2 separate regions of the Homo sapiens genome follow, and region 1 is linked to region 2. The links are chromatin contacts, found by Hi-C or POLR2A ChIA-PET in ENCODE. All regions are on one chromosome and are shown on one strand. Each heading gives the region's core, a stretch centred on a gene start or an enhancer-like site at or near the end of the contact. The rest is flanking DNA. Distances are from core to core; before and after follow the strand shown. Region 1 holds the start of SLC46A1 (solute carrier family 46 member 1). Region 2 holds the start of IFT20 (intraflagellar transport 20).

The links. Hi-C counts contacts between places; a loop is a spot of excess contacts on that map. ChIA-PET counts read pairs that join two places held with the same protein, here RNA polymerase II (POLR2A). Pooled maps may share reads with other maps.
Region 1: a map of PC-9 shows a loop between it and region 2 (4-fold over the local background). The contact joins the promoter of SLC46A1 here to the promoter of IFT20 in region 2. A Hi-C loop is called at or near these places in 8 of 168 maps with a recorded cell type or tissue (HL-60/S4, IMR-90, MCF 10A and 5 more), 4 of 37 single-sample maps with no recorded cell type and 13 of 50 pooled maps. POLR2A ChIA-PET finds 5 or more read pairs at or near these places in 18 of 52 experiments (A549, BJ, CD4-positive, alpha-beta memory T cell and 14 more).

Annotation. Positions count from the first base shown.
Region 1 is chr17:28,404,908-28,408,544 of GRCh38, reverse strand. SLC46A1 (solute carrier family 46 member 1) reads left to right here and starts at 2,333. Exons shown (of 5, transcript NM_080669.6): 1 at 2,333-2,658; 2 at 3,077-3,637. The coding sequence starts at 2,431. RefSeq lists enhancers at 1-178, 3,319-3,637 and silencers at 2,152-2,491, 2,692-2,851.
Region 2 is chr17:28,333,292-28,336,799 of GRCh38, reverse strand. It overlaps IFT20 (intraflagellar transport 20), which reads left to right and starts at 1,328. Exons shown (of 5, transcript NM_001267776.2): 1 at 1,328-1,460. TNFAIP1 (TNF alpha induced protein 1) reads right to left here and starts at 1,039. Exons shown (of 7, transcript NM_021137.5): 1 at 944-1,039. RefSeq lists silencers at 897-946, 1,440-1,631 and an enhancer at 987-1,516.

The sequences.
Region 1 (3,637 bases), core at 1,084-3,583, 71 kb before region 2:
GGGAGTGCCAGGAAGCAAGGAAGGAGGGAAGTTGCTTATATAGGAGGGTCAGGTGACATTTTAGTGGAGACTTGAAGGAAGTGAGGGAGCCGGCCAGGCAGATATCCAGAAGAGCATTCTAGGTAGTAGTTACCGCAAGTGTAAAGGCCCTAAAGCAGGAGGCCAGCATGGCTTGAGCACAAGGATTGAGGGGGACAAAGCAGGGGAGAGGGACAGAGAAGAGGTAGGTGGCCTTAGGGCTCTCATAAGGACTTGGCTCTCACTGAGCGAAATGGAAAGCCCAGGATGGTTTTGAGCAGGCCAGTGACCTGATTGCAGCTGTTTTCAAGGAGTTAGAAAAGACCTCTACCCTAGTGGGTACTGCAGGCTCTGGCTCTGGGATGAGCCACACCCTGTCCCATTCCTGATGAGGGACCTTGGCCTCTCCTAGCCTTAGTTCTTTATCTAAGAAATAATTCCAAGGATTTAGCCAAGTACCCCTCCCTCACTGCAGCTGACCTAACTGGGCCAAGCTTTTGTGTAAGTGGTAGGGAGGAGTTGGAAGGGGAGGGAGGAGAGTGGAGCCAATCCAGAGGCTTGAATGTTTAATGTGGAATTTCCTCTCTCTAGGGGACCACAGGTGGGGGCAGCTTGCAGGGGGAGGTTATTCAGTTCACTAGTATCTAGCCAGCACCTACCCATCCTGAGTCTCGGACTCCTGGCTCAGGGGAGGTGGGGTAGCTAACAAGCTCCAACAGGCCCAGGCACAGTCACAGTGGCCAGAATTGGAGCCATCCATCCTCCCAAGAATCAGGCCTGTCAGGACCTGCCTCCAGAAACCCACTCAGCTGCTCTGTTCTCAGGGAAGGTGGCCTTTCCTGATTCTGCTCCCCCTACCTCCAGCCCCTGAATTAGCACCCTTGGAGTTCAAAACTATTTTCCACGGTTGGAATTTTGTATCAATTAGTAGGATTCTTTGACTATTTTTCCTCTCCCACCATTCTAGAAACTAACGGGCCTGGTGAGGGCTTTGTCTATTTCCTTTCCTGTTGTGGTCCCGGAGTCCCCCAGCACAGTGCCTGGCACGTAAGGGGCACTCAGTAAATGAGCTGAATGAATGAAAGATAGGGGAGTAAGGAAGGTAATGCTGTTCCTTTTTACAGGCAATAAAACAGAGGCCCAGACAGGGTCTGACCTCCTCAGCAGCAGAGCAGGTGACTGCCTTCTGGCCTAATTCCTATAATGGGAGCCACCCAGGAGCATAGGTTCACACCCAAGGACCTCCCAGGCCCTCCCCCATCTTCTCTAAGGGAACTGCAGAGCCAGGCCCTGCCTGACCCCAGAAACAAGACTAGTTTCCCAGGAAAAGATCCTAGGGCAGGAGTGGAGCAAGTGACAGCTTGTTTTTTATTTTATTTTTATTTTATATTTTTTGAGACAGGGTCTTGCTCTGTCACCCAGGCTGGAGTGCAGTGGTGCGATCTCAGCCCACTGCAACCTCTGCCTCCTGGGCTCAATTGATCCTCCCACCTCAGCCACCCGAGTACCTGGGACTACAGGTATCTGCTACTACGCCTGGCTAATTTTTGTGTATTTTTTGTAGAGACAGGGTTTTACCATGTTGCCCAGATTGGTCTCGAACTCCTGGGTTCAAGCGATCCATGCGCCTCAGCCTCCAAAAGTGCTGGGATTACAGGTGTGAGCCACCACTCCCAGACGTGACAGCCTGTTAATAGCAATAATAGCACTTTGAATATACCAGACACTGCTTTTCCACAACTTTTTGAGACATGTTTTGTTAGCAACTCCATTTTACAGATGAAAAAACAGAGGCTCAGGGTGGTAAGTGGCATGCCGAAGGTAGTGGCAGAGCCTAGGTGCTCCAACCCAGGCAGCTGGGCTCAGCCCACTCCGATCCTCTCCAGCTGCCTCTCTGTTACAGCGCAGAACATCAGCAGCATCAGGAGTCATGTGCTCTTCCAGCTCTGCCTTGAGTACCCGATGACCTCGTTTCCTCAGCGGTAGATAGCGATGGTTAATATTGGCTAGCCTGTAGAGTTATCGGGAGACCAACGCACAAAAAGGGTTTAATACCGTGCCCAGCACATAGTAAGTGGTCAATACATGTTAATTGTTGATATTCTTGTTATCTGTGGTGTGTCTGGGCCGGGAGGGAGGGCTGCAGGGCGGTGTCTACGCACACTTTACAGGTGAGGTCATCCCGCGGGCTGGGGGTGCCGGGCCCCTCGCTGGCCCACGCCCAGCCAGGTGCACCCGCGGCGAGAGTCCGGTGGCCTCAGGTCACAGGCCCCTCCCCGCCGGACATTTAAGGAGGGACGCCGGGCGCAGGCGCAGACAGCGCAAGCCCCACGCCACGCGTCGCTGGTCCCAGGCAGCGAGTCGCTCGCGCGCCCCGCCGCCCGCCTGGCGACAGCTCCGCCGCGCACGCACATGGAGGGGAGCGCGAGCCCCCCGGAAAAGCCCCGCGCCCGCCCTGCGGCTGCCGTGCTGTGCCGGGGCCCGGTAGAGCCGCTGGTCTTCCTGGCCAACTTTGCCTTGGTCCTGCAGGGCCCGCTCACCACGCAGTATCTGTGGCACCGCTTCAGCGCCGACCTCGGCTACAATGGCACCCGCCAAAGGGGGGGCTGCAGCAACCGCAGCGCGGACCCCACCATGCAGGTAGCGGGGCGGCGAGGAGCCTGGCAGGTGGAGGGCCCTGGTCTGGAGCGTGGGGGCAGCGGAGGGGCGGGGCCTGCGTAATGGTAGTGGCGGGTAACTGGAGGGAGGGTGCATTTTGGATGGTGGGCGGGACCAGAGCAAAGGGGCCTGACCGAGAACCTCAGCGGGTGGGATGCGAAAAGCTGAGCTAAAGTCTGGCCTTGCAGGTTAACAAAAGGGGGGGGAAAGGAAAGGGAATGGGGCCTTGGTCCATGTCCTTCCCCCTCTCCACTGGCAGATTTTGAAAGCTGTGCTAAGATTCTCTGAGGTTTAGGGCTCCAAAGGAAGTCCTCATCCCTGTAGCTCCCGGGATGGCGAGGATTTGGGGATTGTGGAACCCAGAGTGAGGAACCGCACCCTGGTCATTGTGCCCCTACAGGAAGTGGAGACCCTTACCTCCCACTGGACCCTCTACATGAACGTGGGCGGCTTCCTGGTGGGGCTCTTCTCGTCCACCCTGCTGGGAGCTTGGAGCGACAGTGTGGGCCGCCGCCCGCTGCTAGTGCTGGCCTCGCTGGGCCTGCTGCTCCAGGCCCTAGTGTCCGTTTTTGTGGTGCAGCTGCAGCTCCACGTCGGCTACTTCGTGCTGGGTCGCATCCTTTGTGCCCTCCTCGGCGACTTCGGTGGCCTTCTGGCTGCTAGCTTTGCGTCCGTGGCAGATGTCAGCTCCAGTCGCAGCCGCACCTTCCGGATGGCCCTGCTGGAAGCCAGCATCGGGGTGGCTGGGATGCTGGCAAGCCTCCTCGGGGGCCACTGGCTCCGGGCCCAGGGTTATGCCAACCCCTTCTGGCTGGCCTTGGCCTTGCTGATAGCCATGACTCTCTATGCAGCTTTCTGCTTTGGTGAGACCTTAAAGGAGCCAAAGTCCACCCGGCTCTTCACGTTCCGTCACCACCGATCCATTGTCCAGCTCTATGTGGCTCCCGCCCCAGAGAAGTCC
Region 2 (3,508 bases), core at 79-2,578:
AGTGAATTCCTTTGGCGGCTTGTCTGGGAGACTCTTTCATTTGCCACAGGGGTTGGGTATGGGAGGTGAGCCCTCACCAGGAGGTTGCCAATGACTAAGAAACACTAGAATGGTATGAGATCACCTTCCCTTTTCCCGCCCACCTCAAAGGAATAAATCCACCTCTCTAACAGGTATTAGCAAGTTCCCTGTGTATTTTGTGTCTAGTCCTAGTTTTCCCAGGATCAGAGAAAGCACACATACATGTTCTGCCAATGCAAAGGAGCTCAAAGGATAGGCCTGCCAAGAGAGGTCGGCGGATCCAGAGCTAATCTCTTCCTTTCCTACAAAGCAATTGCTTTGAGCCCCTGGATGACGTCAATCACATTCCGCCCAGACCAATGGGTTCCAGGAATTCTGTGGCAGGTGACGCCCCAGAAAGTAATTCCAGTGAGAATGAAGTTTCCACTGATAGCCACAGTGCTCTTCCTTCCGCACTTTGTGTGTGGATATTTGGGGATGCCCGGGGCTAAGGGCGGATCCGTGGCTCACGCAACGAAGCTAATGGGAACCCAAGCACAACAAAGGGCAAACAGCCGCGGAGGTGGAAAGAGGAGGGGTCTAAAAGGAAGAAGGACCCAGAAATCCGTCAGACACGGAGGACGGCGGGAGGAAAGCTGAGGGCTAGAGTGGCGGATCTAGCAGAAACCCTAGGTGTAAAGGTTAAGCGTCACCCAAAAAGTCCTGGGAAATGTGGCCGGTGTGGGCTCTTCTCTAGCCCGGACCACTCCTCACTACCGAGAAACCCACACCGGTTCTCACGCCCACCCTCCGTGGGAGATCGGAGCTCTCCATCTCCCCTACGCCGCCCGCGCCTTTTCCCCCAGGACCCGGCCGGGCTCGCTCTACTCCAGCAGGGGCCGTCCATCCCTTCCCCGAGGGCATCGGCGGGCCCGGCTCTCACCGTCCCCGGGGGCGCCTCTCCTCTCAGCTGGGTGGCCAGCGGACTCCGAGCCGCCCCTAGCCTGCAGCCGCCTGCCCCTCAGCAGTCCCAAGCTGTGAGCTCACATCCTGCGCTCGTCGACTCCGCCCGGAGTGCTGCCCAGCCCAGCCGGCTGGGGAGCCTGAGACTACAAGTCCCTGCATGCATAGCGCTCTATCCGGGAAAGGGTGGAGGCGGAATCCCCCGAGGGTCTTCGCGGAGAGAGCAGAGCTACTTCTGGCCGCCTTGCCGGCGCTAAGGCTTCTGGGTCTTGTAGGCCGGGCCTCCCCTCGGGCCTCTGTTTCCCAGCAGGCTCTGTGGAATGGGGGCTGTAAGTGCTTCCGGAGTCAGGAAGGTAGTGACGTCATAGGTAAACAGGCTCTGTATCCGTGGCAGCGGCCGTGGCAGGCTGGCTGGGTACCGGCTGTCGCTGACCCAGGAGAAGCTGCCTGTCTACATCAGCCTGGGCTGCAGCGCGCTGCCGCCGCGGGGCCGGCAGGTAGGCTGACCTCGGGTCGGGGGACGCGGGCGGACCAGGGGCGAGAGGAGCCTGACAGGCCCGCGTCCTGAGGAAAGGCAGTACCGGGCGGGGAGAGACGTGGGAATTCCGCCCCACTCTCAGGGGGGCGCTTTCACACCCAGCTTAGGCCTGGAGTTTGATGCGTTGATGCTTGCCACGATCTTACGAGGAAACTGCGGCTCGGATAAGTTCGGGGAGTTTACATAGTAAAGAGTCGGCTCGCAGTGCCTCGCATGCATCTGGGAGAGCCGGGGCGCAGAAAGTATGCCACCGCCTCATGCTCAGGGAGCTTAGTCCCAGCTCTTGGGCCAGGTGTTGCTCAGATGCTCAGACACGCGTGTGATGGGAGTTGGTAGATAATCTGTGAACTCTTTCCCTGCACCTCTTCTTCCATCTTACCTATCTCTTTAAGCCAGCCCTTCCAATCAGATAGGTGGGCCAAGCCAGATTCATGGGAGTCATGCCTGACTTGTTTTTCTCTTATCCCCAAACCCCCACATTCAGTCAGTCCATTGCTAAGCCCCATCACCTCGACTTACAAAACATCTCAACTCGGAACACTTGTGTTCGGCTGCCAGCCTTGGTTACTGCAATAGTCTCCTGTTTCCACGGTCATTCATTCCACAAACATTTACTGAGTGCCAGTTATGTGTGGGCACCATGCTAGGTGCTAGGGTTAGAGTGATGAACAAGAAGGTACTTGGGGCTTTGCCCTCTCTTGTTCCCTCCAATCGGTTCTCTCAGGCTGAGCAAGAGTGATCTTTCTAAGTCTGATTTTGTTGGTCTGCTGAGAACCCGCTGGCTGTCCCATTACCCTTCTGATAAAATCCAAGCTCATGACTGCGTCTTTCAGAGCCTTCGGTGATCCAGCTGTTGTCTCCCTGTCTAGCCTCATTCTGTTCCCTTCTCTTGCTCAGTCTCTGTTCTCGGAATGCATCAAATTTCCTGTTGCCTCAGGATCTTCACATACGTGTTTCCTTCTGCCTGCAATGCCTTGCTTCCCCTTTCACTTGACATACTTTTGGACAGTCTTTAGGTCTGTTTAAGTGTCATTTTTTTCAGAAGGCCTCTGTTGGCCCTCCCCTCCAAGTCCGCCCCCCATGAACTGTGTCCTCCTGCAGCACTTCACACAGCACCATGTACTTTTCCTTATAGTAATATCACGATTTGTGATTATTTCTTTACCATCTGTCCAGAGGCATTGTTTTCACTAGTCTGTCCCCAGAGCAGGGACTGAGTGGATGTTTCTGAATAAATGCATGCTCTCAGGGAAGGGGGTGGAAGTTGAAGCAGATATTTGCTCCCTCATGTTACTTCAATCTTTCTGGAGCAGCTGGTCAGATTAATGACCTGTAGCTGCGAAAGACAGATTTTTTGGTTTTTTTTTTGAGACAGGGTCTCACTCTGTTGCCCAGGCTGGAGTGCAGTGGTGTGAACACGGCTCACTGCAGCCTCCACCTCCTGGGCTTAAGCGATCCTCCCAGCTTACCCTCCCAAGTAGCTGGGACTACAGGCACCTGTCACCAGGTCTGGCTATCTTAGAAATCTTTTGTAGAGACGGTATTTTGCCACATTGCCCAGGCTGGTTTCAGACTCCTGTGCCCAAGTGATCCTCCCACCTCAGTCTCCCAAAGTGCTGGGATTACAGGCATGAGCTACTGCACTGGCCAGATCTTTTTAAAAAGCCCTATTTTAAGGAAGCTACAGATGAACAAAATGCTTCAAAAGGATGATGCTAGCTCACTTACATCAGTGGATTCCAGTGAGGCCAAAGGCCAGAGTCGTCTACAGACAGCTCATAGACATGTATTAGTTGGCCCATGCAGTGTTGGATGTGGGTTTTCCCCCTTACTTAAAATTTTTGGATTACATACCAACATTGAGGTACTGGATTTCTGGTCATCTTAAAAACCAGAAGTTCTGGAAACAGTGAGACTTGATTATTTTCCAGCCATTGCTCCTCCTTGGCACACCTGCCCTGGACAGCCAACCCCAGAATCACCCCATTCAGAACAGGACTTCTCTAA